Regions from separate parts of the Homo sapiens genome. Here regions 1 and 3 are each linked to region 2. Evidence: chromatin contacts called from ENCODE Hi-C or POLR2A ChIA-PET data. All regions are on one chromosome and are shown on one strand. The core of a region is the stretch at or near the end of the contact, and the rest is flanking DNA. Distances in the headings are between cores, read along the strand shown. Region 1 holds the start of CD79A (CD79a molecule). Region 2 holds the start of TGFB1 (transforming growth factor beta 1). Region 3 holds the start of RABAC1 (Rab acceptor 1).

What was found. Hi-C counts contacts between places; a loop is a spot of excess contacts on that map. ChIA-PET counts read pairs that join two places held with the same protein, here RNA polymerase II (POLR2A). Pooled maps may share reads with other maps.
Region 1: a pooled map shows a loop between it and region 2 (3-fold over the local background). The contact joins the promoter of CD79A here to the promoter of TGFB1 in region 2. A Hi-C loop is called at or near these places in 3 of 37 single-sample maps with no recorded cell type and 12 of 50 pooled maps. POLR2A ChIA-PET finds 5 or more read pairs at or near these places in 11 of 52 experiments (A549, Caco-2, GM10248 and 7 more).
Region 3: a loop to region 2 is called in a pooled map, with 5 times the contacts of the local background. The contact joins the promoter of RABAC1 here to the promoter of TGFB1 in region 2. A Hi-C loop is called at or near these places in 2 of 37 single-sample maps with no recorded cell type and 10 of 50 pooled maps. POLR2A ChIA-PET finds 5 or more read pairs at or near these places in 2 of 52 experiments (WTC11 and activated B cell).

What each region holds. Positions count from the first base shown.
Region 1 is chr19:41,875,830-41,878,529 of GRCh38, forward strand. CD79A (CD79a molecule) reads left to right here and starts at 1,450. Exons shown (of 5, transcript NM_001783.4): 1 at 1,450-1,554. The coding sequence starts at 1,476. RefSeq lists an enhancer at 115-184 and a silencer at 1,592-1,651.
Region 2 is chr19:41,352,672-41,355,371 of GRCh38, forward strand. It overlaps TGFB1 (transforming growth factor beta 1), which reads right to left and starts at 1,251. Exons shown (of 7, transcript NM_000660.7): 1 at 19-1,251. The coding sequence starts at 373. It overlaps B9D2 (B9 domain containing 2), which reads right to left. Exons shown (of 4, transcript NM_030578.4): 4 at 1,746-2,342. The coding sequence ends at 2,029. RefSeq lists silencers at 1-263, 424-503, 804-873, 1,024-1,553 and enhancers at 1,554-1,703, 1,627-2,128.
Region 3 is chr19:41,957,942-41,960,641 of GRCh38, forward strand. It overlaps RABAC1 (Rab acceptor 1), which reads right to left and starts at 1,380. Exons shown (of 5, transcript NM_006423.3): 1 at 1,296-1,380; 2 at 795-1,007; 3 at 345-442. The coding sequence starts at 1,351. RefSeq lists silencers at 588-657, 1,108-1,357 and an enhancer at 1,468-1,757.

The sequences.
Region 1 (2,700 bases), core at 200-2,699, 520 kb after region 2:
CTCCCTGCAATAAATTTATTTTATATATCCCCTTGTATGTGTGTGAGGGTCCCCTAACTGCTCACAAATATCTCAGCAACTCCGCCCTCCCCACTCAGACCTCATTTCCCTCCTACCAGACATGCTCAAAGGAAACTGGGAGCAACACAAAGATGACTTTGAATCTCTGTCCACCACCCCTAGACTGTATGACACCCGCAAGTGACAACCTCCCCTCTCTGGCCTCGGTTTCCCCCTCTGTAAAATGGGGGATGGCCTACCTTGCCAGTCATGGCAGGTCAATATAAAACAACTTCTGGCTGTGCACAGTGGCACATGCCTGTAATCCCAGCACTTTGGGAAGCTGAGGCAGGAGGATTGCTTGAGGCCAGGAGTTCAAGACCAGCCTGGGCAATATAGCAAGATCCCATCCCTCTTAAAAAAAAAAAAGAAGAAAAATATATGTTGTTGTTGTTATTATTGTTATTATTAGAGACAGAGTTTCGCTTTTGTCACCCAGGCTGGAGTGCAATGGTGTGATCTCAGCTCACTGCAACCTCCACCTCCTGGGTTCAACTGATTCTCCTGCCTCAGCCTCCTGAGTAGCTGGAATAATAGGCATGTGCCACAACATCTGGCTAATTTTGTATTTTTAGTAGAGATGGGGTTTCGCCATGTTGGCCAGGCTGGTCTCAAACTCGACCTCAGGTGATTCTCCTGTCTCAGCCTCCCAAAGGGCTGGGATTACAGGCATAAGCCACCATAGCTGGCCTGTTTTTTTAAAAAAAGAATTCCAGTAAAGAGCTGATCATGGTTCTCACTCCTTGAATACCAGGAACACCATCTCGTATCACATAATGAGACAGGGAGACATTCTGGTCCTCATCTCACAGATGAAAAATGTCAAGCTTCGAAGGATCAAAGTGCCCACCTAGTCACACGGGTAGTCAGCCACAGGTCAGCCTGCCTTATTTATTCTTCATGAGTATTTATAGTGACTAACATTTACTGGGCGCCTACTGTGGGCCATTTCTGTGCATGTGACAACCCCTTTAAGTCCTTGTTTCTAATCCCAAGAAGCAAGGAAATGGGGTCAGGGAAGGGACAAGGTTTGCCCAAGTCCAGGCAGGGGGAGAGGTCAAGCTCAGAACCATCACCTGCCCATGACACATGCCCAGGACTCAGGTTCCCTAGGCTTCCTTCCAAAGGCTCAGCAGTGACGAGCCAGCCCTTGAACCAGCCTCTTCCCCCACCCAAGCAGCCACCTCTCAGGGGAATTGTGGCCACCACAGGTGCAGGGAGCAGTTTCTCTCCACTCACAGCCTGAAGCATACCCGGCAGGGGCTGTCCCCAGGCCCAACAAGCAAAGGGCCCAGTAGCGAGGGCCACTGGAGCCCATCTCCGGGGGGCTGGGCAGGAAGTAGGGTGGGGTTTGGGGTAGGGATCTGGTACCCTGGGACTGCTGCAACTCAAACTAACCAACCCACTGGGAGAAGATGCCTGGGGGTCCAGGAGTCCTCCAAGCTCTGCCTGCCACCATCTTCCTCCTCTTCCTGCTGTCTGCTGTCTACCTGGGTATGTGGCCAAAGGGCAGGAACTGGCGGGAGGTGGGGGAAGCTGTGGAGGCTGCAGAGAGGGCACAGGCAGAGGGAAGGGGGCTCAGGGAAAGGGGAAGAGGAGGCAGAGGATAGGGGACCCAGGGAAGATGCCTATAGAAATCGTATCTGTGCCAAGATGGGCCAAGGTGGGGCTGGAGGGAGCCCAGCGAAGGAGAAGGGGCGTCCACAGTCTCACACAGGGAGGCAGGAGCAAGAGTCACCTCCCCCACCTCCTGTTCCCCACAGGCCAAAATAAGGAACTAAAGTTGCTCTTGACTGAGCACCAGGGCTGGGGGCAGGAAGGGGACTTAGGGGTAGCAGCATTCAGCGTCTGTCAAGGGGAGAAAAAGCTTTCTCTGCCTTAAACCTCAGGTGCCTCTCTCTGTTGGGAGTCCCTTCTCAGCACTGGGGGAATGGGTGTCTCATGGACTCCCCCTCACCTGCTCAAGGACAGCTGGCAGGGGCTGTGGCCACGCTAACCCAGGAGTTCAGAGAAAAAGGTTCCCCACCCAAGGGGACACTGGGAGCAAGGATTGGAGTTCACGTCTGAGTCTTAAGCCCGTGACGATGAGGGTGCTCGGCCCCTCTCCCCATCTCTTCCTCCTTCTCTCTTCCTCACCTCCCTCCTCCACCTACCTCCAGAAGAGGGGACTGGCCATGTGGGAGGCCTGGCTGAGAGCTGGGGCTTCCCAGAGGAGCCCGGATTGGACACTGCAGCCAGCCTGAGCCGCCTCGTCTCACTCAGAGACACCCCCAGTCTCCACCCCGCTCTGAGCCCCTTCAATCACCAGCAGCCCAGCCCAAGGACTGAACTCACCCCTGACCCCTAGGTTGACACATACAACTTACAGAGAATGAGGGCCAGGCACAGGGTCACAGGCCAGGGCAGGCCACAGACTGGCTCCTCAGCCCAGGCAGGGAGAGGCCAGGGAGCCAAGAGTTTGAACCCAGTGCCACTCCTGACTGCCTGGTGATGCTGGCAACCCGCCTGCCCTCCCAGAGCCTCAGCCATCCCTCCTGTAAAATGGGGCTAAGGAGAGAACCTACTTCTAGGGTTCTGTGAATGATTACACAAGAAAAAGCGCCAGGTGCTGGGCCTGGCTGAGGCTGGGGTGCAAAAATG
Region 2 (2,700 bases), core at 1-2,500:
CTGCCCCTCCGAGCTCACCGTTGTGGGTTTCCACCATTAGCACGCGGGTGACCTCCTTGGCGTAGTAGTCGGCCTCAGGCTCGGGCTCCGGTTCTGCACTCTCCCCGGCCACCCGGTCGCGGGTGCTGTTGTACAGGGCGAGCACGGCCTCGGGCAGCGGGCCGGGCGGCACCTCCCCCTGGCTCGGGGGGCTGGCGAGCCGCAGCTTGGACAGGATCTGGCCGCGGATGGCCTCGATGCGCTTCCGCTTCACCAGCTCCATGTCGATAGTCTTGCAGGTGGATAGTCCCGCGGCCGGCCGGCCAGGCGTCAGCACCAGTAGCCACAGCAGCGGTAGCAGCAGCGGCAGCAGCCGCAGCCCGGAGGGCGGCATGGGGGAGGCGGCGCCCCCCGGCACTGCCGAGAGCGCGAACAGGGCTGGTGTGGTGGGGAGGCCCCGCCCCTGCAGGGGCTGGGGGTCTCCCGGCAAAAGGTAGGAGGGCCTCGAGGGAAAGCTGAGGTCCTCAGGGAGAAGGGCGCAGTGGTGGAGGGGAGGCTTGGACCGGGGGTGTCTCAGTATCCCACGGAAATAACCTAGATGGGCGCGATCTGGTACCAGAAGGTGGGTGGTCTTGAATAGGGGATCTGTGGCAGGTCGGAGAGAGATCCGTCTCCTGGAGGAGAAAGGGTCTAGGATGCGCGGGGGCTCAGGAGACAGGCCGGGGATGAAGGCGGCGTGCAGGGGGTGCGCCCGAGGTCTGGGGAAAAGTCTTTGCGGGAGGCCGGGTCGGCGACTCCCGAGGGCTGGTCCGGAATGGGGGCGCCTGAGGGACGCCGTGTAGGGGGCAGGGAGGGAGCAAGCGTCCCCGGCGGCAAAGGGAGGCGGTCTGGGGTCCCCAAGTCCTGCCTCCTCGCGGGGCAGCGTCGCGCCAAGAGGTCCCCGCGCCTCCGGCTCCCAGCGGCAACGGAAAAGTCTCAAAAGTTTTTTTCCTCTTCTCCCGACCAGCTCGTCCCTCCTCCCGCTCCTCCTCCCCCTCCTCCCCGCAGTGGCGGGGGCGGCGGCGGCTCGTCTCAGACTCTGGGGCCTCAGGCTGCTCCTCGGCGACTCCTTCCTCCGCTCCGGGCCGAGGCCGGCCCCGCGGGCGGCTCAGAGCCGGGGGGGTGCCCCGGACGGGGCGTCCCCCCTGCCCCCGGCCGGGGCCCTCGCTGTCTGGCTGCTCCGCGGAGGGAGGTGGGAGGGAGATGGCCCAGGGCGCGAAGGGCGGCGGCGGCGGGGACCGGCTGGGTCGGCAGGGGGTTTTGAAGCCGCCCCCGGCCCCACCCAGGAAGCGCACGGGGCGGGAGCGGGGGCGGCCCCCAGGGGGAGGGCATGGGGGGGCTGGGCCACCGTCCTCATCTCGCGTGGGCGGGCTCCGAGGGGGGTCCCTTCAGCCCTGGGGGAAAGGGGGCGGGCACCCCGGCTCCGCCCCGCAAACAGGGTGCTGCCTCCTGGCGGCCAAGCGCCACCAAAGCGGGTGATCCAGATGCGCTGTGGCTTTGCGGGCGGTGTGGGTCACCAGAGAAAGAGGACCAGGCGGAGAAGGCTTAATCCGGGGGATGAGACACAGGGGAGCCGACCAGAGGAGGGGGACCCAGAACGGAAGGAGAGTCAGGCTGGGAAACAAGGTAGGAGAAGAGGGTCTGTCAACATGGGGGCCTCCGGAGGGTGTCAGTGGGAGGAGGGGGCAACAGGACACCTGAAGGATGGAAGGGTCAGGAGGCAGACACCTGTAAGAATTGCTCTCCTTTACTGAGCACCTCCCATGTGGCTAAGCAGCCTCCTGTCACTCAACACCCTGCGACCCCATACATTTACTGTCCCCAATTTACAGATAGGGAAACTGGGCCCAGAGGGACCCCGAGGTCCTAGAAAGGACAGAAGCGGTGCCATGCCTTAGCTGGGGTCAGCTCTGACAGTCTCTAGAGTCTGTGCTCTTGACCACTGTGCCATCCTCCCCCATCACTGGGTGTCCGGGGTGTGGATGGTGGTGACGTTGGAGGCAGAGTCCCTCAGCACTCCACGCCGTAGCGGTCGAAGTTGCGGAGCAGCAGGCCGATCTCCAGGTGCACGGTGCCACCAGCAGCTGTGTGCAGGCGATAGCGGTCGGCCCCACTGTAGATGGTGTCCCCATGCAGCAGCTGCGGCCCACCACCCACGAAAGCCCGTGCCAACTGTTCTCGCCAACTGCCCAGGGGCCGCCACGTGGGGCAGGCCAGCTGGTGGGTGCCCGGGCTACTGGGCACATGGCAAAATCCATAGCCTGCAAGCTGGCAGCGGCCAAAGCTGTCCTGGGACCACACCTGGAAATGGAGCCGGGGCCAGCCTGCAGGAAAGGAGAGAGAGGGGAAAGGAGGGATGGGTGGGGACCAGACTCCTGCTGATTCCCCACTCCCTGATACTCACTGGAGACCCCAGGCCCAGTCTTTTCCTCTCTGGGTTTCTGTCCCAGAGTTTCCAACCCAGCCTCCTTTCTAGGCTCCCACCGTCTTATCTATCCCCACACAGCAGCCAAAGTGATCTTTCCAAATCCATGTTACTCCCCTGCTAAGGATCCTTCCATAGCTCCCCAGTGCCCTCAGTATAAAGTCCAACCTCTTCAACATTCAAGGCCCTTCTAATCAGACCTCTGCTGAATTTCCTCTCTGTGTTATCCTCCTCCATGACCCCATGTCAGGGCAGCC
Region 3 (2,700 bases), core at 130-2,629, 610 kb after region 2:
CTGGTGTCCAGTGTGGGCACCTGCAGCTGATGTTGGCCGCAGAGAGCGGCAAGGGGAGGAGAGAGAGGGGAGGAGTCATGTGGTTTGAAAAGGAGTAGGTTTAAGGCACAGCAGCCAGGTGGATCCTGGGTTTGAGGAATAGCAATTTGAGGGGGCTGAGACTCGATGGAAGGATCGGTTGTGTCTGAGATTTTAAGGGATCAGGTTTGGGGGATCTAGTGTACATCTAGGCTTGGGCGGACTTGGGTTTTGAAGGACTTGGATTTGGGGTCTGAGGTCTGTCTGCATTCCAAAAGACCAAGATTTGAGGGACCAAGGATTCATCTGGGCAGGGGGTTTCTCACCAAAGAGCACAAGCTTGGACTCCAAGGTGCGCAGATAGAGAATGTAACAGGCGCCGAAAAAGACAGCCAGAGCCACCAGCAACATAGGGGACGTCACCCTGGAGGAGGAGTGCAGGGAGGCAGCGGTTAGACAGCTGGGGCTGGGCCAGCCCGACGGCCCTGGCCTTCTCCACCGGCGGGCGGCAAGCTACATCCTGGAGACCAGGGAGGGCCAGGTGACATTTAGTCACACTGCATCCTGGCCAGGGTGATGGTGGGGTAGGGGACCTGGCCCTTTGGTGACAAGGTAGTCTAGCAGAGCCAATCCTTGGGGGCGGGGCCTGGGCGGTGAGAAGAGGGCCCTGGGCGGTGAGAGGAGGGACCGGGCGGTGAAGGGCGGGGCCTGAGCGGCGAGAGGAGGGGTCCAGCCGGTCGGGGCTAGTGCGGGTGCGGGGCCCGGGAGGCACTCACACACAGTACAGGATGAGGCCCAGGAACACGAACACATAGTTGCTCTGGTAGTACTCCACGTTGCGTACGAGGCGCTGGCACAGCTCTCCCAGGTTGCGGGGCCGTGAGAAGCGCTGCTGGTCCACGAAGGTGCTCCAGGGCCGGATGGTCGCGCGGCGCCGCTCCAGCCACTCCCGGCCTGCACCGGAGGGAATCAGCTTCGGCAGCAGGGTCCTGCGGGGGGTGGGGCCGGGTCAGTGGTGGACCGGGATGGAGCCCCAGACCCCCGCAAAAGAAGGGGACTAAGGGTGCCTGGACTCCCTCCCGGGACCCCAGATTCCTGTACAGCAGGCAGGGAGGGGACTAGGGGCCCAGACTCCAGGGTCCCATTAGAGGAGACCGGGGCCAACACTTCTGCGGCTCGGGGCTGGGACTCCAGGCTCTCGAGGGAGGAGGGAGGAGGGGGCCGGGGGCCCGGACTCCCGGGTCTCTGGTCCGAGGGCCTAGAGCCAGCTCGCTCACGTGCCGCTCAGCCCTTCCGCCTCGGCATCTTTCTGCTGGTCCTTCTGCGCTGCCATGTCTGCGTCGTGAGGGGTAGAGCTGCTGTAACCAGCCCGGTACCCTGAAGACCCCGCCGGCCCCGCCCGACGCCGGCCCCACCCAGCGGAGTCGACGTGGCGCAGCCCCGGAGCAGCTGGGGACTGTAGTTCTGCCGCCGAGTATTGTGGGAGTTGTAGTCCTGACGGTGACTAAGAGGATGGGCGCTATGATGGCGGTCTGACTCGCAAAACACCTTGGGAGATATAATCCCAGAAAGTGACGGCGCGCGCCTCTGGGTATTATAGGAGTTGTAGTTTCAGGAGGGTGCATGTGGGCTGTCAGGAGCGAGGGCGTTATGGGAACTCTAACGGCAGAAGCGGGCGTTGTGTACTCTCCCAGGGAAGGCACAATGGGGACCGTGCAGAGCTGTCCTTCTGACTCTAGAGGGCATAAAAAAACACCTGGAGGGCTTGCTAAAACAGATTCCTGGGCCCTAGCCCAGATGTTTTCATTCAGCAAGTCTGGGGTGGAGCCCATAATTTCCATTTCTGAGTTCCCAGGTGATGCTGATGCCCCTGGTCCATGGACTACATTTTGAGTAGAAAGATTTAGATAATTTGTGGGAATTGATTCCTTCCTCAAGAGATTGAGGCTAGTGAGGGGGCCATGGTTGCTGGAGGGGTATCTGAGGTTGCCCCCTGCCCCACCTTGTGGAGTCCCAAAGATGAATGAGTTGGGGCTAGGGACACCTCCGACCCCGCCACACACACCTTTGGAGAGAAGGGAGTGAAGTTGGGAAAGACAAAAGGTTGAGAAGTTTTGTGGGCTTTTTTGAAATGGAGTCTCGCTCTTGTTGCCCAGGCTGGAGTGCAATGGCGCAATCTCGGCTCACTGCAACCTCTGCCTCCTGGGTTCAAGCGATTCTCCTGCCTCAGCCTCCAGAGTAGCTGGGATTACAGGCGCCCGCCACCACGCCCAGCTAATTTTTGTATTTTTTTAGTAGAGACGGGGTTTCACCATGTTGGCCAGGCTGGTCTCGTACTCCTGACCTCGTGATCTTCCTGTCTCAGCCTCTCAAAGTGCTGGGATTACAGGCGTGAGCCATTGTGCCTGGCCCACAGGGCTGGAATTCTAATTGAATTCTAATGGGGTGAACCAGAACAGGGCCTCAAGAAATGTGTGTGGAAGTATAGGGAAGCCTGGGCTCCCTTAAGCAGACTGGGATCCTAATTTTCCAAAGCAGCTGGGTGGGGCTGGAAGGAAAATATCTATATGGGATAACCAGGTGACCTTTTTTTTTTTGAAAATTTTTTTAAGTAGATAAGGGATTTTGCTGTGTTGGCCCAGTAGGTCTCAAACTCCTGGACTCAAGCGATCCTTCTGCCTG